Linked DNA regions of Homo sapiens: region 1 is linked to region 2. A link is a loop called in an ENCODE intact Hi-C map of the cell type or tissue named here. Cell type or tissue: mammary epithelial cell. All regions are shown on one strand. Each heading gives the region's core, and the rest is flanking DNA. Links, peaks and the distances in the headings are about the cores only. Region 1 holds the start of GALNT9-AS1 (GALNT9 antisense RNA 1). Region 2 holds the start of LINC02361 (long intergenic non-protein coding RNA 2361).

Region 1 (15,563 bases), core at 3,289-11,288, 86 kb after region 2:
TGCACACACACACGCATACAACCCACATGCACTCACACGCACACACGCACACAAATCCACATGCACTCACACACATGCACACACACACGCACTCACATACAGTCACACACATGCACACAAACCCACATGAACTCACACACATGCACACACACAGGCAGATACACACGAACACACATGAACACACATGCACACAAACCCACATGTGGTCACACGCACTCACGCAGTCACATGCACACAAACCCACACGCGCACTCACACACACAAACCCACACACACACTCACGCTCACACACACGCAATCTCACACAAGCACACTCTCAAACCCATACATGTACTCACACACATGCACTCACACCCATACACACATTCACACACACTCATACCCACACATACACTCACACATGGACACCCACCCCTACACACGCACGCACACACTGAAACACACACGTATGCTCTCACACACACACCTTGGCAAGCAACAAACACTTCTTATTCTGGATAAATGAATTTTGATCTGTACCTTCCACCACATACAAAAATTAACCCAGAACGGATCATTGACCTAAATGTAAACCCTAAAACCATCAAGTCCCTGGAAGGGAATAGAGGAGAAAGTCTTTGTGACCTTGGCTTAAGCAAAGATTTCTTCACTATGGCAACAAAAGCATGATCCAAAACAAAACAAAATGGATAAATTGGACTTTATCAAAATAAAAAACCATCTGTTCTTTGAAAGACACTCAGGTGTAGAAAGCCAAGCCACAGCCGACTGGAGAAAATACTTTCAAAGCACGCATCTGATAAAGGACTTGTATCCAGAAGTAAGACAAAAGTAAGAAAACAAAATGTCCAATGAAAACTGGGGAAAAGACCAGAACAGACACGTCACCACCGAAGACGCCCAAGCAGCCATCAAGCACGTGCGCAGGTGCCCCCCTCGGCGGCCATCAGGGAGCTGCCACTCGGAGCCACACGGGGGCCGCTGTCTGGCTACCGGAAAGGCTGACGTGCAGCCGACGTACAAAAGCGGCGCCGGTGAGGGTCGCGGAGGGGCCGGAACGCCCACGTGTGGCGGGTGGGGACGGGAGGTGGCGCAGCTGCTTGGAAAACAATCTGGCCATTTGTTGAAACATAAAACGTGTGGATATCTGAGCCTGGAGTTCAAGCCAGGGCTAGAGCTAGACATCCAGGACTGTTTGCCTCCATTAGACAGGACTGAAAGACACAGAGGGAGGAGGCCAAGGCCTGAGCCCTGGAACCCCAACCTCGGAGCTCCGCAAAGGCACAGAGGGTGGGCTGTGCAGCCAGGGAGGACCCAGGGCGGCCTCAGCGCTGAGGCAGGGGGAGGCGTCGGGAGGCAGCGTCACCTGCCCGACTGCGGCCAAGGAAGATGCTGGCCGAGAATTTGCTCTGGGCTTGGTGATGGGAGGACTCGTCGAGTGTGATTTCCACGCGTGGCGGGTCCCATGCCCCCCGCGGGAGAAGAGCAAGCAGAGCCAGTGGCTGCGAGCTTTTCCGAGGAGCGGGACCGCCAGGCGGAGCAGAGGAAGGGGCAGGAGGTCAGCAGCGTCCTCCGGGCGGGAGCCACGGAGTCCCATTTGCGTCTGGTGCTGCTGGAAAAAGCAAGAGAAGGTGGAGGGGCGTCAGGGAGGAGCCCGTGCCGGTCCCGAGCCCAGGGCGGGGTGGCCTTTTCCTGGGGCAGGTGCTGCTCCGAGCAGGAGGGTGGGGCATAGGAAGCTGGGCCCATGGTCAGACATGGTTTCAGCTCAAATACCAGAAGTGACCGTGAAGAAAGCAGGAATTTGGCTCCATGGATTCGGGGCCGAGGGCGGAATCGTGAAATAGACGCCGCTGGGAACGCGTACCTGGGGCAGGTCTCAGACGCGTGGGGCCGGATCCCGGTGGGGTGGCACGTGGCGCCTGCTGGGACCCTGTCCTGGCCGCTCACTTTCCCGTGTCTAACCAGCTATGCAGGCCTGGCCTTTGCCTGCAGCACACACAGGCGAGGGAGATGGGCGCACGGGATCAGCCAGTTTCCCAGATAACTTAGGCCCAGCCTGTTCTACAAACAGCTTTGAGGCCTGAACAGCACAGACGGACCCTCTCACTGAGGGCACCCCCAGGTGACTTCGGTCTCCAGCTCTGTCTCAGGAGCCACGCTCTGGAAGAAACTCTTCAAAGAAAACTGCTCCTGAGACTGCTCTTGTTTAGTTATTCCAACAAGAACAAGTCCCATTTAGGGCCGAGAAATGAAACAGGGTCACACCTATTATAGGATATAGTGCTGAACAGACATCTTTTGTAAAACAGTCCATTGACTGTGGCCAAGACAGTTGTAAACTATGGAATCAATAACCACTGAGCTTGGCAACAGTGAGCACCTCTGATCCTGGGTGTGAGAAACAGAAGTTGTCACAGAGGCCCCGTGTCTCCCTGAAATAGCCCCGTGTCTCCCTGAAATACGATCACCAGGAACCTCCTCCAGAAGGCAAAGGCCGGCACAGAATCCTGCAGGCTTCACAGAGCCCTGCCCAGGGGCAAACCAGAGAGCTGGGGCCTGGAGTACCCAGCAGGTGATGCCACCTCTGTGCCCTGCCAGGTGCCACCTGGAGATAAAACCCCAGGGACAGGAGCCCCTGAGAACAGCTGGCTTCACGCGTTAGCTCTTGCGTACATAATGGTTCTGAGTCTACGACTGTAATCAATAGGAACTCAATTTGACTTCAATTGACTTCAATTCTTTCTTTAAGAAGAAATGGATTGGATGTGTCTGAGGTCCCAGGTGGAGCTGTCGGCCGTCATCTCCCGGCCAGAGCCCGACCACACAGCCACAGCCATGGCCACAGCCACAGCCACGGACACGGCCACGGCCACAGCCACAGCCACGACACCCTGCAAGGGATGCCAGGAAATGTGGTCTTCACTCTGGCTGGAGCCCAGATACATTTCAGAATTCTATCAGGGAGGAAGAGCGGGAGAAAAGATAAGAGGCAGATGACGGTCAGTCATTGCCACACACAGGGAGGAAGGGGAGTGGGAGAGGAGACAGGAGGCAGAGATTCAGAGAGAGCAAGGAGGAGATGGAGCAGAGAGACAGCGAGGGGGAGAAAGGAGGGAAGGAGGAGACAGGGGCAGAGAGAACGAGACAACAGCAGCACAGTCCTTAAAAATCAAGCAGAGGGGAGAGCAGGTGCCTCAGCTGCCGCCGTCCGCTGCTTCTCCATGACAGACGCTGCGCCCGTCACTCTGTGCCAGTCCCCCATGCGCCCTTCAGTGCCGTGTGTGTTACTGCGGCAGCAGTGGCCATGTGGGGCCACACGTTCTCAGCAGGGCGGTCACACGTGAACAGCCTGTGTGTGTCTCTGAGCCTTGGGGACACGTTTGCCAGCCGACGAAACTCCAGTCACCCGTCACTGCCAGGGCTCGAGGGTGGGGGGAGGAGGAGACAGGAGAGAGGAGAACGCTGCCACGCCCCGCCCGGCTCCCACCCGTCACTCTGCCTCCGCCGCTCCCACCCGCACACCTGTACATCTGCCTTCTTGTGTGTTTCTTCCAGGTTTCTTTATCCCATTTTGAACCAATTTTATCACACCATAAAATTAAGAGATTGTCCTCTTTAAAACAATGAAGCCAGGACAGATCCACCAAGCCTCCCTCCGACGCCCACCCTCAGGCCCCGCCCCTGTCCCCCGAGGTGACGCCGACGTGGGTGTGACAAGTGTCCCTCCAGGTCTGCCCACAAAACACTGGCCTGGCGCTGTGCCCTGCTTTTTAGACACAAACGGCGTTGGGGCAGCTGTGGCCTCGTGCCTTGCCGTGATGCTCCGGCATGGGGTCTGTAAATGGACCCTGCCGAAGGCTGTTTCAGGTTCAGGCTTGGCCGAGGTCCCAAGTCAACAGGGCCAGCGACGGCCAGGGCCCCAAGGCGAGCAGAGCCCCGCACAGAACGTGCAGGGAGGCTCCCACGCGTGGGAGGCCGTGGCTGCCAGGAGGGCCCGTCCCCCGTGCGCCCTTCAGTGCTGTGTGTGTTACTGCGGCAGCAGCCATGTGGGGCCACACGTGTTCTCAGCAGGGCGGCCACACGTGAACTGTGTGTGTCTCTGACCCTTGGGGACACGTTTGCCAACTGACCAAACTCCAGTCACCAGCCACTGCCAGGGCCAGAGGCTGCGCTCGAGGGCGGGGGGAGGAGGAGACAGGAGAGAGGAGAATGCCGTCACGCCCCGCCCGGCTCCCCCAACTCAGAGCAGCCCCAGAGCGGTCGGGGGACGCACCGTGGGGACAGATGCACGGCGGGGACCCCTCTGTGGGCCACGCCTGCTCATCACGGGACCCAGGCTTCTGTTACGAGCGAGCAGAACCCTGTGGGCCTGGCCCAGGTCTCACAACGACCCAGGGAAGCACCCCCTCAACGGGACAGAGTGGGCAATGGTGCGGGGCGGGACAGGGTCAGGGCAGGTGCTCCTTGGCATTCTGACGGTGGCTCCACACAGGCCCTCCACGATGCCCCTGCAGCAAACTTGTGCAGAAGAAAATATCACAGCGCCACCACCCTACTGCCGGGCGCTTAAATTAGTTCCCGGCTTCCCGTGACACCCAGCAGCTGTGGAAGTGCCTGGGCAGGTTGCTTGCACATTCTTTCTGGACTTTTCTGTGTTTTCCGCAGGAGAATGCTCTTACTTCATGCCATTAATGTGCACCTAACACCTGACACTCATCACAAACCTTTGTAGACAAACTGCTGTTTAAATTGGAAATAATGGAACACATACACCTCATTTTTCACCCAGCACTAGTTAGCATAAAATAATTTCTTTTACCCATAATACAGTACCCTTCTCAATTAACAAACTGTCTTTAATTTTTAAAGGGATATTTATCAAACATACATCAAATATGACGATGAATGAAGCAATACAAAGCCTGTGCCCAACGCTCAGTCTAGGAAAGTGGGTGATCACCCCGGCGTCCACCCTCCCTCCACTTCGCAGGCTGCCGTCTCTGGACCTCGTGTGCCTTCCCCGTGGCTCTGCGCCACGCCTTCCCATCCCCAGCCACACCCGGCTCACCTTTGAGCTCGACGCCATGGCCACTGTCTCCCGCACACGGGCCTTAGGGCCCCACTCCTCCTCCTGACATTGAGTTCCTGAGATTCCACCTGAGTGGCTGTGAGCACTGTGGTCATTCTCGCTGCCAGGCTGTGTCTGTTCTATGAAATCACAGTTCCACTCTGCTGGTGGGGGCAGCAGTGGCTTCCGGACTCTCCTTCTTTCTTTCTTCTTTATTTTTGAGACAGAGTCCTACTCTGTTGCCCAGGCCGGAGTGCAGTGGCACAATCTCGGCTCACTGCAACCGCCACCTCCCGGGTTCAAGCAATTCTCCTGCCTCACCCTCCCGAGTAGCTGAGATTACAGGTGGGTGCCACCATGCCCGGCTAATTTTTGTATTTTCAGTAGAGACGGGGTTTCACCATGTTGGCCAGGCTGGTCTCGTGTGATGCGCCCGCCTCGGCCTGGGGTTCCTGTTCTTGCTCAGGGCCGCTGCTGCTGGCTGCCTCCTGGTTTCCAGCTGTGCCCGAATCAGCTCGCCCCACTTCAATGGTGGCAAGGTGCCCTTCCTGGGGGCGGGCAGCCCAGGACCCACAGCCGGGACCCTGTAGGCTCCAGCAGCTCTGTGTGAGCAGCCCTGGCCCCTGGCCCTGTGCTGGAGGCAGCGTCCTCCCCACTCCGATGTCACAGAGGAAACAAATGCAAACCGTTCAGCAGTGGCCCCCGAATAACTCAGCCTGAGTGGAACCCGAGGGTTCTTTGCAGGACTTAAGTGGCGCCGTTTCTGTCAGACAGAAAATAAACTAAGTTTATGGTATTTGGAAAGCATCAGAGTTCAGCAAGATCACGGCACCCAGGACCACTTGAGAGCTGCAGTGATTGAGGGCTGGGCAGAGGCGACGCAGCTGGGGACAGGCCAGGAATGTCGGCCCCATCCAGGGAGCACAGGGCGCCCCTCCCAGGGCCTTGGAGGAAATTCAACCCTGTCAAGCTTGGAGGCCTTCGGCGCATTTAGCCGTTGAAGGAAGTACCCACCGTGGTGTGCTCCAACCAGCATTTTCACATTCACAGTGAGGCCAGCTCGCTCCTGCTCCCACCAGCCCATCGCAGGTCAGAGAAAAGCCAGACGCCCTGCTCCACATCTCTCTCATACTTCTCCGCTCTTCACAACAGGCAGCCTGGCCAGCCCCTTCTCACCTCCCTGGGCACTGCGGCTGCACCCCCAGGCCTGGCAAGGTCACGGTGACCTCCACACCAGCCCATGCAATTCCAGGCTTCCCATTGCCCCTGAGAAGGTCAAAGCCCCGGGTTGCTCAGCCAGGCCGCTCCCTCCACCATCCCCTCTTGGTTCCCTTTGGCTCACTCACCTGCGCCCGGCCCCTGGCTCTGTGGCCTGCGCTCCAGGCCTGCTCCTGCCCCAGGGCCTTTGCGCTCCCCACCCCCACCTGGATGGCCACACACGCCCTCACCCTTCAAGAGGCTCACCCCGTGCTCAACGTAAAATCCCACCAGAGCCCCGGCCTCCAGCCTGCTGCTCTGCCTCTCCCACCCCCACCCCCGGCTTGCTCTTTGCACCCCTGCCCTGCTCTCCTGCTGGCTGGGGCTCCTGGGGCAGGGGTTCTGGGTGTGGGTTTGCTGTTTCACCGCCTCATCTCGGGACCCAGAACTGTAGACGCACACAGGGCTCCATGTGTGGCCTTTATGGAGCTTGAATTCATTGCACTCAGCAGAGGGGAAGGCAGGTGATGAGCGGGCGTCGTCCAAAGCCTCAGAGCTGTGGGTGAGTCTCCAAATGGTTTTGTTTGAACGTAACATTAAAAGTCTAAGTTGTGGCTTGGGCTGAATTAGAAGCTACAGCACCACACACACATGCACACATAAGCAGACACCACACACACGCACACATGAACATATGCCACACACAAGAACATACCCCACACACACGCACACATGCACAGACACTACACATCTATGAACATACCACGTGCACACAGGATACACCACACACACGCACACACGTGCACACTCCCCCCGTGGGCTCCTGGCAGCAGGGGCTGTTCCCATCACTCTGGTGCTTGCCCCTGCTGGGGAACCGTCCAGTTGTCACCAACTCACTTCTAAGCCATGTATCAGGGCTTCCCAGCCTCAGCTCCAGACTGCACGCTCAGCTTCTCCATGTCCAGCCCGGCATGCAGGGCATGACGTGTGACAGGGCTCAGCCCCTCCATGTCCCTTCTTTCCCCCGTGTCTAGGCTGTCCTTGCCAGGCAGTGGACTTTCGCTCTTGCCCTGCTCAGCCGCTTCCCTCCTCCTTCCCATAAAACATGGGGCTCAGCCCGGCAGGAACTCCCTAAGTAGCTGGGTGGAGTTCCAGCCCTGGATGAAGGGGAGGGCACAGGACCAGGCTGAGCCAATCAGCATGGCAATAGGCTCAGGGAGAGACACACGGCCCAATCAGAGCCAGGAGAGGTTGGCTGGGCTCCGGGAGACAGGACGTGAGGCTGGAGTGGCTGCAGCCTCTTGCAGACAGTGGAGGCTCAGGCTAAGCCAGCAAGACCAAGAGGAGCACGGAGAGCTGGCAAGACGCTGGCCCGATGATATCGCCTGAGCCGTGAATCCTCCTGGCCAACGCCAGGGCTTCCTCAGGCTTTGTCATTGCAGGGACACTTCCCTCCCTCCCTCCTTCTCTGTCTCTCTCCCCACTGCCTCTCTTTCTAGCTTAAGCCAATTTGAGATGGATTTTCTGTCACTTGCTGTTGAAGGAGTCCTGGTCCAGCCCAGGTGGATTTCGTGCAAATGAAACCCACATAATGCAAGTCTGTGTGGAAGTGATCGTCTGCGATCGGCGCGTGCCCTTCGCCTTATGAACAGGAGCCATGGGTGACACGAGCGCCTCGGCTGGGCCGCCGGGGTCCGTCTGAGGTCCATCTGTCTCCAGGTGTGTGCTGGGTCTGTGGGTGAGATGCTGCGTGTGCATGTGTGTGTGCCCAGGTGTGTGTGTGGGAGCTGGATCCCAGGCCACCCGCACAGTGGGAGAAGGGGGAGCTGGATCCCAGGCCTGAGAAGGCTCTTTCTGCTTAGAGAGTCCAGGGCTGCCTGGCATCGAGCCGGCTCTGCCCCGCAGGTCCCAGTGAATCCACATTGCAGCAGGAAGCCACAGGGCAGGAACCTCAGCTTTCCGGTTGGCTTCCATGAACCAAGGACAAGCTTGCTTAAAGTTGTGCCCGGAGAGGCCGGGAGAGCTGCTTCAAAGGCAAAGACCACCCAGTGGGAGTGCATTCCCCTGGTGCTCACCCAAGGGTCCCACTCCCCCTGAGACATTTCCTTCCCAGGGCACAGACCCCAGGCCTGGACAGAGCCGGGCACGTGTGAAACGGGAAGATGTCAGCTGGGGAACCGGCCGCAGCTCCCAACCTTGATGAGGAAAGAAACCTGGTAGCTGTTCCTGCAGAAAAGCCACATGGCTCGCCGCCTATCTCCACGATGGTACCTGGCTTCTCCCATCCTCACCGTCCACGTCTACTCCCTTCCCATCCCAGACCCGAGACGCAGAAGGCTTTAGACAGAGCAGCTTCATCAGGAATCTGGACTGGGCTGAGGTACCTGCTCCCAGCTCCTCAAAGTGCCATCCGGTAAATCTGCATCTATTAGAGCTGACAGCCAGGCTGCTCAGGCTTAAACAATTAATATGCATGAGGAGTCCGCAAACACAGAGCAGGGGCATGTTACTGTGCTGGGATGTAGGACGGCTTCTCGGATAAGGTCATTCATTTTTATGATTCTGCTTAATTTGGATTTGCCAGTCTTCCTTTCATTATCCCATGGGCCAGTCTTAATAATCAAGACTATGTTATGTGCTTTGTGGCATAATTAAAGCCACTGCCTAATTAGACAAGCATCTACCGTCTGACAAAGAGAAATCAGTAATGCAGCTAATGGAGAAAGTGGTGAGGAGTTGGGTTTGAAAGTGGATGGAATCACCTGTTGGTGCCAGAACACACACACACATGCACACATGTCCACACATGCACACACATCTGTGGACACACACACACATGTACATACATCTCACACACACAGATACATGCACACATGTACACACGCAGATACATGCGCATGTACAGGCATGCACACATACACACACACACACACTCTCCTACATTCTATGTGTGTTTCCGATGACCAGCCCTGTCAAACCAAACCAATCAGCAGTGCAGTTTCTGCCGGGATAGTTGGCCTCTGAGGGGTTAAAGCCATGCAGGGAATCCAAGTCTGAGTTTCAAGTGGGCCGGGCTGAGCTTGCTTTTGTTTACTTCTTTAATCATCCATGGACGCTTGCTGGGGCCTGCAATGGCCAGGCACATCCACCCACGTGGGACAAGATGCAGCTTCCGTGGCTGCTTGCAGGGGATGGAAGACTCCCACAGACGCCTGCTAACATCACATGCCCAAGTGTCACCGCGATGCCACGTCCAGTCTGAGCCATTCCTCGCCCATGTCCCTGTCCTTGTTGCATAGCCGGCCTCCAGCGTGTGGCTTCGTGCAGCGACCAGACCGTCGTGTGACTTTCTGCCACGGTTGCTGGGGTTGGCACTGGGGCAGACCTGCTGGGGGGTTCTGGGTTGCAGCTGGAGCGCTGGGACTGGCAGGACGCCTCTCTTCGTGCTGCCCCAGGGCCCATCCACGTCGACTCCCGGCGTGAAGCGTGTGGGCTGCCTCACAGCCTGGCAGCTCCAGGACTGCTGGGGGCTCCCCCCGCGGCCCCGGCTCTGCTGGCAGCACTGGGCCAGAAGCAACTCACCTTCACACAGCCGCCCTGAAGGCACGTAGGTTCCGGAAGGGAACCTTGGGAAATGGGATTCGTGCCATACTCATGGGAGTCCCAAGCTCCCTCGCCCATTTCACTCCATGAGGATAGGAGGGGACAGCTGCTGACGACCTGGCAGAGACCCTGCGCCAGGCCCCACCCCACCGGCACCCTGATCTTGCACTTCCGGCCTCGAGAATGGTGAGAAACTCCTCGTGTTGTTTATAAGCCACCCGGTCAGTGGCCCTCTGACCAGGGCCAGCAGCTCTGAGGCCCTCCCCCCGCCCCGGCCCCCTCCCCCTCACTCCCACACCCACCCTCTCTGGTTTTTCTAAACTCCTCCTCCCCATTCTAACCCCTCTCTCTGGCCCCTGCGGGCTCTGGGGAAGCCCCGGGGACAGTAGGCAGGGGCCAGGCTGCTGGGCTCCCCGAGGCCCCCGGGGGCTGGGAGTGGGTTAAAGCCGTCCAGGGCTTCGCTAGGGAGGGGCTCCAGCAAGACCCTGTTTAAACCTCCTTCCCACCACAGCGTGGGCGCCACGTCGCACTCTCTGGGTATGTCTCAAGGTGTGGATAATGCAGACTTCTGAGTTTAAAAAAATACCAAAAATAAAATAATCAGGCATCAAACATACAAGTTATTTGAGGACTTAAAAACAGCACAGCAGGCTGGAACAGGAGGCCCCTAACCCGATGGTGTCATCTCTACATCCACAGCCCCCGCCCGGGAGGGTCTGAGCCAGGCAGCCTCCCCGGGAGCCGGTGCTGACACGGCCAGAGAAACCATTCCAGACCCGGACCCCACTGTCCCCAACACCTGCGGGCCAGTGACTCAGGGCGGTGGAGAGAGCCAAGAGGAAGTGGAGGCTGAGTGGCCCTCCCCGGGGCTGGGGCCCGCCGTCTGGTTGTGTCTCCAGCCGCTGGTTTAGGGGAATCGGGAGGGCTCACTTAAGCATCCCTTCCCTGCGTGCTCTTCCATCGCGGGACAGAAGACCCGACTGCTGCCAGCACCAAAGGGTGTTCCCACGGCACACGCCGCTTGGGCTCGGGCAGGCAGGGACCCCTCCTCGTGCCTCGGGAGCCTGGAGCTGTCGGCCCTGCAGCTGAGGACCACAGGAGGTCAGGGACATGCAAGCTCAGTGCCCGAAGTCACTTCTAGAGTGCGATTCGGTGTCCCTGAAGGTCCCAACTCTGCCCTGACACATTACAGAAAATGTCGCTGCCCCCTGGTGTGGATGCTGGCCCGCCCCCGGGGAGGCTTCTGCCCCATCACCCAGCCCAGCCCATCCCATCCCAACAGGACTCAGCCTCCAGTGGCTACCATCAGACCCCACGGCATGGTGACTGTCACTGCAGAGGGCTAGAGAGGGCCGCGTGTGGGACGGCAGGGGCCGACGGGGGGCTCTGCATTCCCCAGTAACCCAGGTTTCTGCTGGGGCTGCTCCCCAGCTGCTCTGCTCCCCAGCTCCCTACAACGCGGATTTATTCTTATTTCCCACAGGGAAGGCCTAACAAGGCTTGACCAATCAGTGAAGGGCATTCCCCAGACTGCTGGCTGTGACTGGGTCCCAGATAAGCACGTGACCCACTATGGGCCAATGAAAGTCGCCTGAGACTTTTGCTTGCATGGTTGCTGGGACGGTCCAAAGTCCTCAGTGGGGACGGCTGGCTGCAGCTGTCAGACTTGGAGCGTGAGGACAGAGCTGGGCCGGTTCCTCCCTGGGATCTCCCCTCCCCGAGCACAGGCTCTGCTCTGCCCAGCCCCATGCTGTCCCCTGTGCGACCGCTGTGGGCTTCCTGCCAGGCTCCTGCACCCTCCGGCTTCTGTTGGGTTCAGTTCTGGGAGGCAGCCCCGGAGTCTGGAGGGTGGAAGGAGTGAGGGGCATCCCCTGTCCCCTCCCCACAGTCTTGGCAGTGGTTTCTTCTCTCCAGAGTTACTGTCCCTACCCCCTGTCCTCTCTCTGCAGCTCCAGCTCTTGCTGGGCGCCTGTGATTCTCACCCCTGTCCCTTCAGGCCGTGGGGAGAAGAACATCCCAGTGCGGTCACTTCCTGGATCCAATTCCTGGATGCCCAGTGTCCGCCGGGTCTCCTGGATTCACCGTGGTCACTGCCTGGATGCCCAGTGTCCACTGGGTCTCCTGGATCCAATTCCTGGATGCCCAGTGTCCGCCAGGTCTCCTGGATTCACTGTGGTCCCTGCCTGGATGCCCAGTGTCCTCCAGGTCTCCTGGATTCACTTCCTGAATGCCCAGTGTCTGCTAGGTCTCCTGGATCCACTTCCTGGATGCCCAGTGTCTGCCAAATCTCCTGAATTCACTTCCTGGATGCCCAGTGTCCACCAGGTCTCCTGGATTCTGCCTGTGTCCACGTGAGGGCACCATCAATTTCCTGCAAGGATCCTGACAGTCAAGGTACATCTAACCTGAGAGCAGGCAGGGGCTGGACTATCCCCTAGATCAAGCCATGCCTGAAGCCCCACCTTTCAGTTGCCTGAGTCAACAGATTCCCTTTTTGGGTTGAGCCATTTCTAATTGGATTTTATGTCTTACTGACTGAACTATCAGGATGGCCAGCAGTAAGGGGTTTCGTTTTGGAGGATGAGGGACACAAATGTCTCTTCTCCAAGGTGAGGAGATGCCTGAAGGACAGGAGACACTCACAGGAGGCCCTGGAGACAGATGTGCCTCACAGGCATTCCTGAGGACCTGTGGCCTGGCAGCACAGAGACTGGGTGAAAACAGAACCTTGTGATCTGCAAGTTCTGCCGCTGCCCTGTCTGTGTCTGTGAAGCAAAGTGTCCAGAAGGGGCCCGCGTGGAAGCTTCTGAGAGCGGTTAGGGGAACGGGGCCCCACGTCCTCCCCGGAGGGCTGGAGACAGAGGCAGGCCGTGCCCCCAGCCCAGAGTAGGGAGGAGGCTGGCAGGCGGCAGCTGTGGAAAGGAGGCGGAGCCCCCAGACTCCTGAGCCAGCAGAGGAAGGAGTGGGACAGAGCCCACCCCAGAGGGAGACAAGACCCCGGGGAAGAGACCCCTCAGGGTGGCCCCCCAGCCCCTCCCAGGCTCAGCTTTCAGCCTGCACCCCCGTCTGGTCCCTCAGAATGACTGAGGTTTCCACTCTTTTTCTGCCAAATCTCTAGACTCCACGTCCCCGCTCTGCCACCTACTCTCTGTGGGATCTGAATAAAGAGACTTAACCTTTCCTGCCTCAGTTTCCCCATATGTAAAATGGGACAATAAGAGGCTCTGCCTCTAAGCCTTGCTGCAGGGATTAAGGGAGCGATGCGTGGTCTGCAGCCAGCCCCCTGCAGCCAGGCCCCTGCAGCCAGCCCCCTGCAGCCAGCCGCCTGCAGCCAGTGGTTCTTCAGTGGCCCCAGGGAAAGGCCAGGCACTGTGGAGACGCTTCCCAGCCACACTCGCTGAGCCGCGCCGGGATAGGGTCTCTCCACCCAAGCTCCTTTTAGGAAAGTGGTTCCTGGGAAGATGGATAAGACCCAGCGTCCACCGGGGTCTGCGTTCTAAGTGGTACGCTTGTGAGGGCTGTTGCACGTGAACAATTCCCTGTGATACATTCCGCAGGCACCGGGGAAGCTCCAGGCTGGGCGTGGAGCCTCAGAGACTGTGGGCAGGGCTCGTGAGGGGCAGGCGAGGGGCCAGGAGGCCTCCTTCGCATTCGAGCTTCTCAGCCACGTGTGCAGGGGTGGGCTGGGTGTGGGAGTGTGTGTGTCACTGGTGTCAAAGCCTCCTCACTTTTTTTGGGAAAGAAATGGGATATAAATACATGTGTAAATATCTATATAAAATTCACATTCTCTAATTCAGGAGGCAGAGAGCTGTGTGCCTTCAAACCAGAGTATCTATAAACTGGGTTTCTATCAGTGAGGGTATAGAGCAAATGCCGGCTCTGTCAAGGTTCATCCCGATGTCGTTCTCTGTGACGTAAAAACAAAGCTGGGACTGGCCACTTCTGCCAGACTTTATCTTGGCAGACAGGTTTCCTACAGCAGCGGCCACCTACACCTGGGGGGAGGCAGCAGGATGCTGAACCCTCAAAAGGAGAGCAAGAGCCCCCACTGTGCAGCAAGCCCAGGCCTGGGGGTCCCCGATCCCACAGAGGAGGAATCAGCTCCACTACAGCAAGCCCAGGCCTGGGGGTCCCACATCCCACAGAGGAGGAATCAGCTCCACTACAGCAAGGCCAGGCCTGGGGGTCCCCGATCCCACAGAGGAGGAATCAGCTCCACTACAGCAAGCCCAGGCCTGGGGTCCCACATCCCACAGAGGAGGAATCAGCTCCACTGCAGCAAGGCCAGGCCTGGGGGTCCCCGATCCCACAGAGGAGGAATCAGCTCCACTGCAGCAAGCCCAGGCCTGGGGGTCCCTGATCCCACAGAGGAGGAATCAGCTCCACTACAGCAAGGCCAGGCCTGGGGGTCCCCGATCCCACAGAGGAGGAATCAGCTCCACTACAGCAAGCCCAGGCCTGGGGGTCCCTGATCCCACAGAAGAGGAATCAGCTCCACTGCAGCAAGGCCAGGCCTGGGGTCCCACATCCCACAGAGGGGGAATCAGCTCCACTACAGCAAGGCCAGGCCTGGGGTCCCACATCCCACAGAGGGGGAATCCAATGGGACCCCTGCAGCTCTAAGAACAGAAAACCCAATTCAGATGTGCTTAAAGAAAAAACTAAAAATACGTGTGTGCGCGTGTGTGCGTGTGTGTGCGTGTGTGCGTGCATGCGTGTGTGTGCGTGTGCATGTGTGTGTGCACGCATGTGGTAATTTATTGCAAAGTCAAGTGGGTCTGTTTTGGGAACAGCTGGATCTAGGTGTTCAGACACTGGCCCCTTCTTGGGTTTCGTGAGGGACCCTGGAAGCTCCAAGCTCTCCCCTCTTGATGATAAGGTTGCTGCAGCTCCCCCAGCTCCCAGCCTTGGTTTCATCTTGTGGGAAAAGGCTGCCTGTTTTTTTCTCGATGGCCCGCTGGTAATTCCAGAATTCACTCTGACTGGACTGGCTTAAACCACCTGACCAGCCCTGAGCCAACCCCTAGGTCTGGGGTGACCTTCACGCTCTGACTGGTTTAGACCTGGGCGGCGGGATCTGCAGCTGGGCTGAAATGGATCAGAGCGGGGGGTGTGGACTTCCATCTGGAGCCGGGACAGGACCTCAGGAGGCAAATGACGACCGTCTGTGACACGCAGGCCCACGTCTGTGCTAGAAAAGCCACCCCTTGATATGGGGCGAGGATGGGACCCGAGAGACCCTCGCCCCACCCTGCACTGGCTCAGCAGCCGGGTCCAGACTCCCAGGCCTCTGGAAAACGAACCTCGGGGGGACGCAGAGGGTCACACAGGGCTTCACCCCCAGCTCGGGTTCAGTCCTGACTCAGAGACGACCCGGCCCCCACGACTGGACCCCACAACGCACAGGGCCCCCGCCGGCCAACAAGACCAAGGTCACGCACAGCGGTGCTGGGATCCTCCAGAGGACTCCACAGGGGACCGAGGGCCTGCAGGGATTCGAAAACCAGTGCCGGACGCAGCCTTCCTCCCTTACAGCAAGAGCTAGGAGATAAAACAGGCAGGCCGGGAGAGCAGGGCCCGGGTCGCGCCTTCCTCACGGCTGGAAGCCTCCCAGGTGACGGGAGGAATGATGGGGACGGGGCGGGGTACTTGGAGACCTTCCTCTGTCAGATGGCTCTGATGTTTCCACTGT
Region 2 (15,563 bases), core at 3,604-11,603:
ACTCACACTCAGTACACACACCCAGCACATGTACCCACCCAGCACACGTTCACTCGCACCCTGCACAGCCCAGCGCGCACACACCCAGCAGACAGCACATGCTCTCACATGCTGGCATCAGCCGTCAGCCTCAGCTGCTGGAGGGTGTGGTGGAGGCGGGCGGTGAGCGCTGGGTGCTGGGGTCCACGTCCTTCCAAGCCCCTGCATAGCGGCCGCCTTGGCTGGCGATGACTGGAGGGGGTGAGGGGTGAGGCCACCAGCACAGGTGTGTCCCTTCACTGTTTCCACCTCGTGTGCCCGCCACGCTGTCTTCCTGCCGCTGGTGAAGTCTGTCTCCCCCCCCCCCCCCCCCGAGTGATGGGGCGCCTCCGACTGCCCGGCCACGGTGCCTGCACCTCCGCTCCTCCTCTCCCTGCACCCTCCAGGCCTGGGGGCCCCGGGGCTGACCTTGACCTTCCCACCCGCCCAGGTGTGGCCGGGACAGCACCGCAGTTGTGGCGCCCCTGGGTGGGCAGGAGGGCTGGAGAGTGTGTGGTGTGTGAGCCTCGTGTGGCTGCGTGGCGTGTGTGATGTGTTTCATGGGTGGTGTATTGTGTATGTGTGTGTTGCGTGTGTGGCGTGTGTGGCATGTGTGGCATGGTTGAACGTGTGCTGGTGGAGGCAGCCGTGGCCACTGACCATCTGCCCCTGGGCGGCAGGAGGGGGAAAGCCTTGACTCTGAGCACTCCCAGGTGCACAGGTTCCGCAGGGTCCATGCGGGTGGGAAGTCGGTTTCTCTGCTCTCCACAGTTGAGTATTCCTGGAGAAGATGGCAATGGCCCAGGGTGTTGGTGGGAGAGGGGCTCACGATGGGAAATTCTGGGGAAGGAGCTAAGGGCGGCGCGGGTGCACAGTATGCCCTCGATAAGTGCCTGGGGAATGAATGTGTGGAGTCGCGTATCTGTCCTCGGGTGAACGGTGCGTGGGGCCGCGTGGCTGTCCTCGGGTGAATGGTGCGTGGAACTGTGTGTCTGTCCTCAGATGAACAGGAGTGGGGCCGGACGTCCCTGTGTCCCCCTGGTGTTCCTCTCCTTCTCTCACTCTCTGTGGCTGTTTCTCCTCTCTCTGGGTTCCCTGAGAGCCCAGCCTCTTGGATCTGCCTCTCCCAGGCACTGCTCCCTTTCAGCTGGCAAACAGTCCAAACCTCCCATCCTAACAACAACAGAAAATGTCCCCCCAGGCCTCGCTCTTCCTCCAAACACGAAACCATCCCCCTTTATGTTACTTAGGAGTCATTGGGTTGCTAGTGACAGAAAAACAAACCAAAACTGATTCAGGCAATCGGGAGTGTGTTGACTCCTATTGGTAACTGCCTTCAGGTGTGGCTTGATCCAGGGCTCAAATGGCCACCTCTGCTTTCTCTGGTTTGGCTCCATGTTCGGGCCTGTGCGGTAGCCCCTGGTGGCTTCAAGCTCTTGTCACCACAACTTCCAGCCTCTGGGAGTCTTTCCCATCCCACGAGTGTCCCAAGAGTCATTCTGGTCAGAATATTCTTGGTTGGAGCTCCTCACCGAGCCAGTGTGGGGGCTGAGCATGAGTGTCAGATGGTGCCACTTTCTCCTTTCCAGCCAGACGCCTTTTCTTTTCTTTCCTGGCATGATGGCACCGGTGATGAGAGCTCCAGTGCTGGGCTGAGAGAGCATGGTGACACACTCACCCTGGCTGTGCTCCTCTATTGGGGAAAGCGGTCTTCTCTCACTGTTGAGTAAGATACCAGCTGTGGGTATTTTTGTCAATGCTCCTTACTGAGCTGGGGGAACAGAGCTCCTCTCTGTTCCTTCTGAGAGTTTTGGTCATGAATCCATGTTGAATTTTATCACGCTTTTTTTCTGTGAGATTGTGTGATTTTTTTTCTTAAGCCTGTTAGAATTGTGGATTATATTGACAGATTTAAAAATAATTGAACCAGACTTGTGTCCCCGGGTTAACCTTCTCTTGTACGTGGCATATGATTCTTTTCATATATTGCAGAATTTGCTAACATTTTGTTAAGGATTTTTCCATCTATATTCATAAGAGATATTGGTCTGATTTTCTTTTTTGGTACGATTTTTATCTAGTTTTGGTATCTGGGTACTGTTAATCCATAAAATGAACTAGAAAATGTTCTCTACTTTTCTATTTGCTGGAAGAGCTGCATAGAATTGGGGTAAATGTTTATTTAAATGTGTGGTAAAATTTGCCAAACAATCTGGGCTTGGAGATTCCTTTATTAGGAGTTTTATAATTATATATTACATTTCCTTCATAGTTACGGGGTAGTCACACTGTCTGGTTCATGCTGGGTAGGTTGTGGTCTGCTGTGTTTTCTTAGGAATTGGTCTATTTCAACTGGGTTGTCAAATATTTCCTTATTCCTTTTTTTTTTTTTTTTTTAAATAGGGTCTCACTCTGTCACCCAGGCTAGAGTGCAGTGCTGCAATCATAGCTCACTGCAGCCTCAATCTCCTGGGCTTACGTGATCCTCCCACCTCAGCCTCCAAAGTAGCTGAGACTACAGGCAGGTACCACCTGGCTAATTTTAAAACTTTTTTTGGTACAAAAAGGGTGTCATTATGTTGCCCAGGCTGGTCTCAAACTCCTGGACTGAAGTGATCCTCCCAGAGTGTTGGGATCATAGGCGTGAGCCACTGTGCCCAGCTGCCCTTGTTCTTTTCACGTTTATATCAGAGTGCTGGGATCACAGGCGTGAGCCCCCGTGTCCAGCTGCCCTTGTTCTTTTCATGTTTATATCTATGGGGTTGGTGTGTGTCTCCTTCCTTCCTGATACTTGTGATTTGTGTCTTTTTTTGGTCATTTTTGCTAGAGGTTCACCCATTTACATATGTTTAAAGAAACCAGCTCTTTGACTTTCTGTATTGTTCCTCTGCTTTGCTTTCCATGATTTCTGTCATTTTTTCTTTCCTTCTGTCATTTTTTCTTTCCTTCTGTCTGCTTGCATTGGGTTGATTTTGCTCCTCTTTCATAGTTTCTTGAGGTGGGAGCTTTGATGATTGAATTGATTAGGCTAGTGCTGGAGCTTTTTAATTTTTATTTTTTGATCCTTGTTTCTGGATTACCAGCTTCTTCAAGTCCAAGCATGGGATCGATGAAGCAAGAAGAAAATCCAAGGCCTTCACCACCACATCATCCTTTGGGTCCTGAGGTCCCTAGCCAGCCTGCTTCTCTCCACCCTGCAGGGTCCTAAGTTTTCTCATATAGAGTTTTATGCCATGCTTAGTGAGATGAATAGAGAAAAATACCTCTGCTCTATCTTCCCAGGAGCAGAAGACCCATCCCACTGACTTTTTTTTTTTTTAAACAGAGTCTTGCTCTGTTGCCCAGGCTGGAGCGCAGTGGCGCGATCTCGGCTCACTGCAAGCTCCGCCTCCCGGGTTCACGCCATTCTCCTGCCTCAGCCTCCCGAGTAGCTGGGACTACAGGCATCGGCCACCATGCCCGGCTAATTTTTTGTATTTTTAGTAGAGACGGGGTTTCACCGTGTTAGCCAGGATGGTCTTGATCTCCCGACTTCGTGATCCACCTGCCTCAGCCTCCCAAAGTGCTGGGATTACAGGCTTGAGCCACCATACCTGGCACCCATTGACTTTTGACATCAAGCATTGGCGTGATGCCTGGGGCTGACTTCCCTCTTGTCAGGGTCTGGCTGTATTTATTCCACCTGGATCATGTGCCAATATAAAATTCTGTGTCATCTTTTCCTGAAACACAGTCTATTTCAATGTACGGATTAATCCTTCTTTCATGTCAGGTGAATTTTCTTGTGTGATAGCTTTAAGCAGCTCTCCCGTTTTACTTTTGAGGTTTTCCTTCTTAGAGGCACCTCTTCTCCCTGTGCGGACTTATCTTTGTGTGTATTCCAAATAATTCATTATCGTTTTTTCTGTTGCTTTACCCTATGTATTAAAACATTTTTGGCCGGGTGTTGTGGCTCATGCCTGTAATCCTAGCACTTTGGGAGGCTGAGGCAGGTGGATTGGTCAAGCCCAGGAGTTTGAGACCAGCCCAGGCAACACAGTGAGACCCAATCTCTCCAAAAAAACATGAGCCCAGCTTGGTGGCGTGCACCTGTGGTCCCAGCTACCTGGGAGGCTGAGGCGGGAGGATCACCTGAGCCCAGGAGGTCAAGGGTGCAGGGAGCTGAGAACGTGCCCTACATTCCAGCCTGGGTGACACAGCAAGACCTGGTGTCAAAAACTAAAAACCATCTCGAATCGGCGCCCCCGCCACAAGCATTTTTTCTCGTCGGCAGCTCAGTTTTCAGCTGTGCTTAGTCTGGTTTCCGCTCCTCTGGGTTTTCTCGTTTCATCTTGGTGTTTTTTGGGTGTTCTTTCGTTTATTCAACGCTGTGATCGGTTGTTTTCATCTCATTCTTCAGTTTTGTCACCTAAACCCCGTGGTCTTCTGTTACAAGTTTGCCAGCTTCGATCTTCTGAAGTGAGAGGTGCCTGCGCAGTGCTCTTCCATTCCTGGGGCTGTTTTCTTCCGGAATGGCTCTCTGTCTTGTGGCAACCTCTGCTTCCTCTCTTTTCTTTCCCTTTCTTTTCTCTCTCCCTCCGCCCCTCCCTTTCTTCCTTCCTTTTCTTTTTCTTTCTTCTTTCCTTCCTCCCTCCCTCCCTCCTTTTCTTACACATCTGAAGAGCTGCTGTGTTATTTTGTTTCATTTGAATATGTAGCAAGTCCCCATGTCTTCACTGGGTCAGAACCAGTAAAATTTCCCTGTTCCCTTCGCGGCTCCTGACCTCCCTCTGAGCCACGGTCGGAGTCGGTGGGAGGGAGGGAGGGAGGGCTGCGGTCAGCTGAGCCCTGGCGTCGACTTTGCTGCTGAGACAGGACCTCTTGCTTCCTGCAGCCCCCAAAGCCAGACAGAGAGAAGCGTGAGCACTGCCCAGGAGGCCGCTTTCATTTCTGTGGGGACATCGGGACCACCCACCGGACACCCCCAGGAAGGCCACGTTCTGAGGTTAGAAAGGGAAAAAATCAGATCTCACTGAACTATGCCCGTTAAGGGGGAAATGATCCCAGTTTTGAAATCCATCTTCAAAGCCCTGTAAGCGTGGCCCGGCGACGTTGTGCTCTGATGGGGAGCGTGTGCAGGGCACAGGCCGGGCAGCCAGCACTTCGCCGCCCAGGAAATACCAGCCGGTCAACTTGGGTTAGTGCAGATAAGCCATTTAATTTAATTTTAAAATGACTGTGGGGCACAGGAAAGAACAAGAAGAAACCACAAACAAGGCTCCCATCTTCTTTGTCCCCGAGCAGGTAACTGTGCAACTTATCAAGATTGTCAGTTTAATTAACTTTGGCCGCCAGAGGAGGCCATTCTTATCTACAGGACAAGCACCGCGGCTGTACCAGCCTCTGAGTTCCGACTCGGGTCCTGCAGGTGTGGCTTCCTGGCGCACGCGGGCTCTCTGAGCTCAGGGAGGCTCCGAGCCTGCCTCCAGGACGCAGCCTTTGTCACTCTGTCTTACTCCACCTCCATCTCAGACCCCCGAGCTACCGGGCCAGGCTGCCTTCTGCATCCGTGGAGCCCCAGTGCCCGTGAGGGTGTCCAGGCCTCACCCTGTGGGGCCGTGCATGAATCCAGGCATGGAGGAAGTGTAGCTGGGCTTCTCTAAGCTGAGACAAGTAAAGATGAAGAGGCCCCCAGGTACCCAATTCCTATAGGTGTGAGGCCAGGGCACCAGACAAAGGCGTGAGCTGCAAGTATGGGCGTCTCCTATGGAAAAAGTGGCTCACACCAGAGCCTGGGCCCCGGAGGGAGGAGCCACGCGCCTGGGAGACCACACAGCCGGGAGCAGGACCAGTGTGGCCCGGGGACACTCCCCAAGCCGGGACTCGGCGACAGGCCCGGGGGCCTCAGGATGTCGACGGGCCTCGTGTTGCCCTCGCTGCGGCCGTCCTGGCTGTCCTGGCCTATGTCGGGCTTGAGTGGGGTGGCAGGTTCCGAGATGAGGAGGAACCGCACTGAGAAGCCTCCTCTGCATCCGAACCCGCCACCGGTCACAGGAACACGGACTCTGATTGGTGGGTTTATTTTTTTGAGCTGCCCATCATGAGCCGCCCTCTGCTGAGCTTTGATCTCGATGCCTTAATCAGATGGGGCTCTGGTGGTCTAGGGAGGGGAGAATGCGGTTTTATGAGAGGGGAAGGGACTCGCTGGGGCAGAGGGCGGGCTGCCGGATTCACCAAACCCGGGGCCCGGGCAATTCTCCCTGTGTCCATGCACTGGTGGGACTGTGACTGGGCGGCACCTCCCCTCCCGGGATGGGTCTGTGTCCCTAGGCCCTGGGTCTCGGTGGCCTTTGATTTGCCGTGGTTGGTAGAACATGGTGGAAGGGGTGTGGGGCCTTGCAACGCCTCTCCACTGGGCTGTGGCTCTCCCACGCCCACCGCAGAAGGAACCGGCCTGACCTACAGGAAGGTGAGGGTGGTGTGCGGAATTTCTCCACAGGAGCCCTGGAACGTGAGGACGTGCGCCGTCCTCAGTTAAACTCAAAAGGGGGGTCATCGGGGTGGCCTCGCCTGCTCACTAGCCCCTCAGAGCCAGGAGAACTGGCCATGCTGTTTCCGGTTGGAAGATGGGAAGGGCCCTTGAGAGGAAGATGCCGGCAGCCTTCAGGAGCCGAGAGGGGACCCGGCTGACAACCTGCAAGGAGGCCGGGACCTCAGCCCTGCCGCTGCAGGCCCCCAGAGCTGCCAGGCCCCCCCGCGAGCCTGCAGGCGGGTTCTTCCCCAGAGCCTGCAGAACGGCACCTGCCCTGCTGGCACCTGGACTCCAGGCTGTGAGCCCTGAGTGGCAAATCCACCCACACCGTGGCTGAGTCCTGGCCATGGAAGCTGCCAGGGGATGAACTGGCGTTGCTCTGAACCGCTAGATACGGGGCTCATCAGAAACAGAAAACTGAGGCAGGAGGCCGTGCGGAGGACAGCCCAGGCCGCAGCGACGGCCAGCCCCACCCGCCAGCTGCCAGGAGCCGTCTGCTGCCCGGCCTGGCCAGCCCTGCTGGTGACCATGGCGGCCCATGAGCCAGCCCAGGGAGCCCCCATGGACCCAGAGAATTGTGAGGACCAGGAGCCCAGCGCTGCTTTAACCTGCTGCGTTTCGGGTGGTTTAGTTCCCGTGTTGTGCGTGGACGCATCGTGGCACGGGGGATTCTGCCCAGCAACTGCTCTGTGTTCTGAGACACTAAAGGCCAGTGCAGCGTTAGAGTCAGGCTGGAGGTGGGGGCAGGGGTGAGGAAGAGGGGACGAGAAGTTGGGGGAGGGAGAGGAGCAGGAGCAGGAGGGAGGGTGGGGCTGCTCTCTGGGCAGCCAGGCTCAATACACAGAGAAGCTTCCCTCAGTGGCTAAACCGGGCCAGGAGATGCTGGTTCCGGGGAATGAGCCCACTGCTCTGCCCTCTTCCCGTCCCGGCTCCGCCACCTCCCCAGCTCTGTCCTGATTTCACACAAACCCATCATTCCATTTCACTCCAGAGATGAAATCGGTTCTGCAGCTCACCCTATCCCCATCTTGAGCACCGCCTGAGGGCGCAGGTGGGGTCCCTCCCTGCCCAGCGGGGGATGGGGTGGGCGTGGGGGGGCGCGCACCTGGAGCTGCGCTTCCCTCTGGCGGCCTCCCTGCCCGGTGAGGGGCTGTGCCTCCGGGGTCTGTCTCCCGGCATTTTTCATATTCCACGGGGTTCTGTCATCCTGACTGTGAAGGGCACACGGAGCCGGGTCCTGGCCCATTTGACCGGCTCGGCTCACCCCTGCGCTGCCTGTTCGCCTGTGTCCGTCTGTCCGTCCATCTGTCTGCTGGCCACAGCTCTTCCACCCTCGGGGAGGTGTTCTTCCCCCTCTGCTGAGCCTGCATGAAGACGCGTGCGCTCAGGCCGGCGTCTGCAGTGTAGACACAGCTGCCTAGGCTCACTTGTGGTGTGGACGCTGTGCTGTGCCGGTGTTGCGCTGTGTCCGGTGCAGGCGCCGTCCTCTGGCTTCTCTGGGGTGTGTGCAGCGTCGACGCTGTCCCGGCGGGGCTCGGAGGGAACCGCCCGGCGTAGTGTGAGGGGCGGGGCCGCTCCTGCGGAGTCCACGGAGCTCGGCCGGCCGCGGGGGCCTCTTCGCCGAGGGAGTCGGGGCGGGGCCCGTCTTTCCGGGGACGGAGCACGGAGGAGACGCAGCGACGGAGGAGTCGAGGGCGGGGCCTGGGGCGGCCCTTCGCCCTTTTAAGTCACTGCGCGCGGGTCCCAGGCGGCGCCCGTCTCGGGGGCAGGTCCGCGGGGTGTGACGAATGTTCCCGCGGCGTCTCCCCGCCCTCCCCGGCGCCTCCCCCGGCCTCGGGCAGCCGCTTTCTGCACGGCACCTCCGAAGCCGCTGGGCGTCTGTAACCAACCTGCACGTTGTGCGCATGTGCCCCAGAAATTAAAGTAGAATAAACAACAACAAAACCAAAAGACCTTTTTACTTTGACGCAGTTTTAGATTCCCAGGACGTTGCACAGAAAATCCGGACGGATCCTGTGCCCTCCGCCCAGCTCCCGGGGTCACAGGCAGCCTCGGCTCCGACCCCGCCGGGCGCGCGGTGACCGGCTGTGCGGGTTCCAGGGGCGGATGTGCGCTTTGCCCGGCCCCTCTCCCGCCGCGCGGCCGCTCCTCCTCTCCGCCAAGGGCCGGTTCAGGCACAGGCCCCGCCGAGGCTGCCCCTGACTTGAGGGCTCACGCACCGGGCTGCTTGCGGCTCTGGACTATTGTGAATAAGGCCGGTGTGAGTATTTTACTGTAAGTCTTTGGGGACGTGTCTTCATGCCCCTTGGGTGAATCCAGGTGTGAGATTGCCGGGCCGGGGTGCTGTGAGTTACCTTTGGTTATAGGGAGGTGGTGACCCATGGTGGCTCCAAGTGCCCGTGGCCTTTCGTGACCCCGCCAGCAGCGGGTGGGCCTTTGGGGCGCTCCGAGGCTCGCCCGTGCTGCCCGTGGGTGCTTCAGCCAGTCCGGCCGCCGTGGCTTTCCTCTGCAGCCCCCGGTGCCTGCTGGCGTCGTGCCTTTCCGTGTGCTCGTTGGCCACGCACATGTCGAGGGGCCGTTCTGACGATGGACTGAGGGGCTCGGGGATAGCACGTGTCCAGCGGGGCAGGTCAGCCTTTCTCTTCTCCCCACAGACCTCAGCACAGCTCTGCACCTCGGAGGACTCGGGGAAGTTTCTGGGCCTATTTGGGCAATAGGAGAAGGTCATGGGCTGTCTTTCCAAAATTCACGTCCACCCAGAACCCCCGAATGAGACCTATTTAAAGAGAAGGCCTTAGCTGATGGAACATTAAGATGAGGCCACCCTGGAGCAGGGTGGGCCCTGAATCCGAGGCTGCTGTCCCTGCAAGGTGACGAGAGGGTGCAGGCGTGGAGGAGACACATGGGGGTGGGGTGAGGAACAGGCCACCGGCAGCAGAGACGGGTCAGGCCCAGCGAGGGAGGAGGTGGGAGGAGCCCCGGAGCCCTCGGAGGAAGCCGGGCTGGCACCTGGGCCTTGGACTCTGGGACTGTGAGGGAATCAATTCTGCCATCTGAAGCCACCTGCTGTGGTCCTGTGTTACAGCAGCGCTGGGCACAAACATGGGAGGGCCTCGTGATTGGGACTGGGGCATTCACAGGCCCGGCAGGCTGGTGAGCCGGTGCCTGGCAGGTGGGGAGGACATGGTGTGAGAGGCGGCCTGCGGGCCGGCCAGTGAGCTCCAGCACGGGGACTGGTCACCAGCCAGTGAGCTCCAGCACGGGGACTGGTCACCGGACAGCAGTGTCAGCGTGGACGGTGATCCCTCTAGAAGCCCTCCTTGTGTCTCGGGCCGGAAGCTAGGCACTGCACGCGCTCGGGAATGGGCCGCTGCTGTGAGGGAGAGCGCCCGCTGTGCAGTGGGTGTCAAATGAATATTAATAAACAAAAGAGCCAATTATCCTTCGTTGCAGACAAGTTTCTTTGCAGAAAATTTAGGAAATACAAGAAGCAAATAAAAAAATCAAAACCACCCAGGAATATAACAGTTATGATGTGCTTTTTTCCTAATCTTCAAAGCAAAGCTTTGGAGCCTGTATTATTTCTTGTTTGAATTAAATGCAGTTCAGAAGGAGAAAGTAATTTCCCCAAAGCTGCCCAGTGAGGAGAGGGCGCCCAGGTGTGTCTGCTGCTGCCCCTCTCTGCAGACCCCAGAGCTGTCCCTGCAGCCCTCTCAGAGGGGGCCCCCGCCCTGGAGTCTGCCCTTCACCTTCCCCTTGCTTCGACCAGAGCTAAACTTGCCTGTGATGACGAGGGAGTGTTTGGGAGACCCCCACGCTCTGTGTGGTTGGGCCCCTGGTCAACACCAGCCCGGCCTGCACCCCTGCTGGGGCCCTTCGAGGCTGCCCCGCTCCTGGGGACAGGCCCCCCCCGCATGCTGCTTCCTGTAGGACCCACTCTTGAAGTCGGTCTGAGCCATAAATGAGACTCATCAGGCAATGGGCATTTTTATTAGAGGCAAAATTAAATTCGGATGCCCAGGATCTCTATCAAGAGCAGAGAAAGGAGAAGAATGACGTGTGTATTTGTTCACTGCTTCCACCAGGAGCGCCTGCTCCCGCACCGGCCGCTCCGAGCCCCGGTCATCGGGCTGGGGGAGTGCCTGCACCCGTACTGGCTGCTCCGAGCCCCTGTCGTCGGGCTGGGGGAGTGCCTGCTCCTGTACCGGCCGCTCCGAGCCCCGGTCGTCAGGTGCCAATGAACCATGTCAAACAGATGACGTGGATTTTTCTGAATCTGCTGCAGAGCCAGATTTTAATTGAATCAATGGGAGAAGCAGGCCTGCTATTAAGTTTTATTAAATTCTATTTGCTTGTATCCTTGCCATTTAAAACATGACTGTTTAAAAAGAAAAAAATACTGGGCAGCCAGGCAGGGTTGAAGGTCGCAGGTTTGGGGTCACATGGATCTGGGTGGGACCCCCTGGGTCGGCCTCTGTGATGCGTGTGTCTTGTATGGAGTCATTTTACTCCTCCGAGCCTCTGTTTCTCCTTAAGTGGGCACAGGAGTGCTCAGTACTACTTAAGGTATTTGAAGAATTAAATGGGATTAAAATTTCAGCCGTATATAAACATCTTCCTCCCTCCCTCGTCCTCCTCCTGTGTCCTCCCTCGTCCTCCTCCTGTGTCCTCCCTCATCCTCCTCCTGTGTCCTCCCTCATCCTCCTCTGTCCTCCCTCCTCCTCCTCCTCTAAGGAGAAGAGAATGGTTGGCAGCAGTTTTCCCGAGTACCTGGGACAGGAGCTGGCGTTTCTGTAGACCTTTGCTCTGAAAGGAATCTCTTGTGCGTCCTGTCTTAGTCACATCTGTTGGACTGGGGGCGTGCTCTGCGTCTCGGTCGCGTCCGTCGGACTGGGGAGGTGCTCTGCGTGTCTCGGTCGCGTCCGTCGGACTGGGGAGGTGCTCTGCGTGTCTCGGTCGCGTCCGTCGGACTGGGGAGGTGCTCTGCGTGTCTCGGTCGCGTCCGTCGGACTGGGGAGGTTCTCTGCGTGTCTCGGTCGCGTCCGTCGGACTGGGGAGGTGCTCTGCGTCTGGGGGTTTTGGGAGAGCAAGTTGGGGGTGTGCTGGCCAGTGTCTGACAATAGGCTGTTGGAAGCGCAGCCGTGGCGTGTAGCATTGCCAATCATAGTGTCTGTATCTCTGTCTGTCTCTCCACCACGGACCGTTCCAGGCGACCAACACGCAGTCTCCAAGCTTGGAGTTGCCTGCTGTAGGCCCCCCACCGACTGCCGGAACCCCAGCTCCCAGCCCTTCCAGCCTGTGGGTGTTGGTAGGCGGTTTCGGCAGTTGTGAGCCTGGTCAAAGCCTCAGCTCTTCCCTCACTTGGGCAATCGGTCCTCCATATTAAATCCCTTTTGTTTGACTGGTTGGATCCCACCTGATACAATTGGGGTGGCCCCAACCAAGGACCTATGGTTACAAAACAGGACACAGAAGTCCATGAGGAGGAGTGATTGTGCCTTACAGGAAGGGACGTATCCACATGTGTCAAAGGGTTTAGGGGATCACGGTGGCTTCAGCACAGCCCACGGACGGCACAGCCTACAGATGGCACAGCCCACGGACTGCACTGCACGTTTTCCTGAGCCCAGGGACTGTGCTGGGGTCAGGGCAAATGCATGTCTCCATCCGTTTGGCATTTTGCTATTCATATAAAGGAACATCTGAGACAGGGTAATTCGTGAAGAAAAGGGGTGTAAGTGGCTCACGGGCCTGCAGGCTCTACAGGAAGCCTGGCACCAACATCTGCTTCCGGGAAGGCCTCAGGGAGCTTCTTCTCAGAGCAGAGGGGACGTGGTGAGGGAGGGAGCAGGGAGGGCAGTGCCAGGACCCTTCTAACAACCAGCTCCCTCAGGAACTACTAGAGTGGATGTTAGTTACCATGAGGACAGTGCTGGACTGTTCATGAGGGATCCACCCGTGACCCAAACACGTCCCAGCAGGCACCACCTCCATGTTGGTTAAATTTCTACCTGAAATTTGGAGGGGACAAACATCCAATCTACATCAGCATGTCACTGTGACTTAAACAGTATGGTTGGTTCCCATGTGGGGCACCCCTCTGAGGCAGGCGTGAGAGTCTAGGCCAGCAAGGACATCCTGGTGGCCACGGCCGAGTGTTGGCCATGCAGCCGTGCAGGGACCATCTTCAACAGCGACACCGTGTGGCAGCAGATGCAAAGGCAGCAGCGGACGTTGGGACATCTCCAGCTCTGCCCCACCCATGCAAGGGTGGGGAGCTCTTTGGATTACATGATCTCTAGGATTCGTGGGTACTTTCTCCAGAACAGGGGCAGTTCTCAAGAGGCGTGTGGCCACTTAGGCAGGTAAGGACAGAGGGGAATAGTCAGGGAAATAAGGACACTTGGAGGTGTATTTGGTGAAGCAGAGTGTTTGGCAAGTCAAAGTCATGCCTGTTGAAGAGTCTCCTGTCCGGACAGCGTGGACAGCACCTCACCTCCGCTGCCCTGCAGGGATCTGCCATCCCAGGTGCTCCCCTCGGGACTCCTCCTGGTGCCAGGGAGGAGGGGCTGGGCCAGGTGAGGCGGAGCAGCCATAGGCTTCCCTCAGTGGGAGGGAACACTCACCTCCCTGAAGGGTGGGAGTTCTACTGAGGATTCGAGAGTAATTTTCCAGGTGTCAGGTTTTCTGTGGGATCCTGTGTGGGCTATGAACCAGCCAGCTTTGACTTGCCTGTCAATTTGCCTAATGAATTGGTGTGTGAGCGAGCCGAGTTTGCACCTGCCATCCTCTTGGTCTAAACTACAGGCACTGCACGTTGCAAGATAAGGGACGTTGCACATCCTTCACCTGGGAAACTTCTGGACTCCTAACTTCACCTGGGAAACTTCTGGACTCCTGTGAGTCTGGCTGGGGGTGGGGGGGGTCCCTGGCAAGCCACTCACTTTTGGGGCCTCACTCACTGCCCGTGTTTTGCCTCCATGATCTTAGAATTTTGGCAAGATCTGGACTAGACAGAGGGCTGAGGCTTGGGCTGGGGTTGGGAGAATTCTCTGCTGAGAACAGAGAAACTGGGACCCCTCAGGGCTTCTTACAGGAACAGGAAGCAACGACTGGGGAGTCCCAGAGGAAGGCGTTGAGCAGAGGGGCCGTGTGGTGGGTGGGCACCCCAGCAGGCAGGGTGCTGGGGGAGGAACATGAGCCCCTGCGGGCTTTGGAAAGAGCAGTGAAGTACAGCCCCATTGCCTCTGCCCAGGGCTAGCGGAAAGTGAAGTGTTCCCAGCCCCATTGCCTCTGCCCAGGGCTAGCGGAAAGTGAAGTGTTCCCAGCCCCATTGCCTCTGCCCAGGGCTAGCGGACAGTGACGTGTCCCCGCAGGCTGAACTCCGACTGGTGACAACGGGTCAGCGTCCTCACTCCCTGGAGACTCGGAGCCTGGACTTGCCAAATTTGGCACCTGCCCATTTTTTTTTTTTTTCTTTGAGATGGAGTATCACTCTGTTGCCCAGGCTGGAGTGCTGTGGCTCGATCTCGGCTCACTGCAACCTCCACCTCCCAGGTTCAAGCTATATTCTGCCTCAGCCTGCTGAGTAGCTGGGATTACAGGTGCCTGCCACCATGCCCAGCTAATTTTTGTATTTTTAGTAGAGATGGGATTTCACCTTAGCCAGGATGGTCTCAATCTCCTGACCTCAGATGATCCACCCACCTCAGCCTCCCAAAGTGCTGGGATTATAGGCGTGAACCACCGTGCCTGGCCTTTTAAAAAAAAAATTTTAGATTCATGGGTACATGTGTGGGTTTGTTATGTGGGTATATAGCTTGATGCTGAGGTTTTGGCTTCTAACGATCCCATCACCCAGGGAGTGAACGCAGCTCCCAACAGGTGGTTTTCCAGCCCTCGTCCTCGTCCTCCTCCCCCTCCCACCTGCCCCTCTGGAGTCCCTGGCGTCTGCTATTCCCTCTCTGCGTCATGTGCATGCAGCATTCAGCTCCCATGGATAAGTGAGAACACGTGGTTTTGGTTTTCTGTTCGGGTTGAGTTCTCAGGCTGACGGCCTCCAGCTGCATGTGTGGCTGCAGGGGACGTGCTCTCCTCCATTTTCCCGGCTGCATCGAGTTCATGGTCTGTCTGCACACGTGAGGCCACCTGCCAGGCCACATCCCAGCACAGGCGTCATCCAGTGATTTCCTCATCGGCCAGAGTCTGCGTCTGCAGCTTTGTGAGCCACGCGGCCATGGCCTGACTCTGTGCCGAGAGCCCCGCAGCGGTGGCCACAGACAATAGTAAGCAACTGGGTGTGGCTGGGCGCCAATAAAACTGTATTTATTAAAACAGGCAAGGGGCTGGGCTGCGGCAGGGCCCAGGTGCCTGGGAAAGAGGTGGGACCGGGCCCCAACCCCCAGCTCGGCTCCCAGGAAGACACACACAGTGCTGCTGCCTAATCCTCTCTTTATTTGGTCTCTGCTGAAGCAGTCGTGCCAGCCTCCTAGACACGGCCTCAGGTTTGTCGCTGTCCATGTCCTCCAGCACCCCTCTTACCAGACCACAAGGAGCTGCATTATGATGTGTGACTTAGGTCTTGGTTGGAGGGCTGAGCGGCCGCAAGTGCTGGGGGAGGCTGCTTGGAGCATGGGAGGCCTGCGGGTGGAAGACACCAGGGTGCAGCCTGGTGCATGGTCCGGGGCTTGGCCTCCCTATGGGGCGTGGGGGGCTGTGGTACATGCAGAGGCGGCGGCTGTCCCAGCAGCCTGGCCAGGAGATACCGTGGAGAAGGCACGTGTTTGAGTTGGCATCACTGTCCCCAGACGCCCTCCCTCGGGTAGAGCCGCCTGTCCTAGGAGAAGCTGTACTCCAGATGCAGTGGGTGACACCCTGGTCACTCAGCCACACCCCGGCCCCTCAGCCTCTGCTGTCCTGGCCGCACATAGAGCCCTGTCCTGCTGTGTCTGCCGGGCACACCCCGGTCACTCAGCCACACTGGCTCGGCCCAGCGCCTTCCCGAGGTCTGTGGGGGTCCGGGCGGAGGTGGGGT

What was found. Hi-C counts contacts between places; a loop is a spot of excess contacts. Peaks named below come from ENCODE experiments on the same cell type or tissue, not always from the same donor. Only the 100,000 strongest peaks of a DNase experiment are listed, where the experiment ranks them.
Region 1: a loop joins it to region 2, with 2.2 times the contacts of the local background. A loop is called at or near these places in 2 of 110 quality-filtered maps.

What each region holds. Positions count from the first base shown.
Region 1 is chr12:132,267,853-132,283,415 of GRCh38, forward strand. All of the region lies in intron 2 of GALNT9 (polypeptide N-acetylgalactosaminyltransferase 9), which reads right to left. It overlaps GALNT9-AS1 (GALNT9 antisense RNA 1), which reads left to right and starts at 7,539. Exons shown (of 4, transcript NR_024563.1): 1 at 7,539-7,984; 2 at 8,379-8,678; 3 at 9,405-10,054; 4 at 10,568-13,048. RefSeq lists enhancers at 5,130-6,024, 6,025-6,917, 7,727-8,503, 10,413-11,063. In mammary epithelial cell, for the core only: no CTCF peak of the experiment used is centred there; no DNase peak of the experiment used is centred there.
Region 2 is chr12:132,181,545-132,197,107 of GRCh38, forward strand. It overlaps LINC02361 (long intergenic non-protein coding RNA 2361), which reads right to left and starts at 8,151. Exons shown (of 2, transcript NR_146452.1): 1 at 7,635-8,151; 2 at 5,191-6,157. It overlaps GALNT9 (polypeptide N-acetylgalactosaminyltransferase 9), which reads right to left. Exons shown (of 11, transcript NM_001122636.2): 11 at 14,828-15,563. The coding sequence ends at 15,563. RefSeq lists silencers at 8,002-8,481, 8,612-8,671. In mammary epithelial cell, for the core only: no CTCF peak of the experiment used is centred there; a DNase peak (open chromatin) is centred at 8,257; H3K4me3 peaks cover 1,196 bases.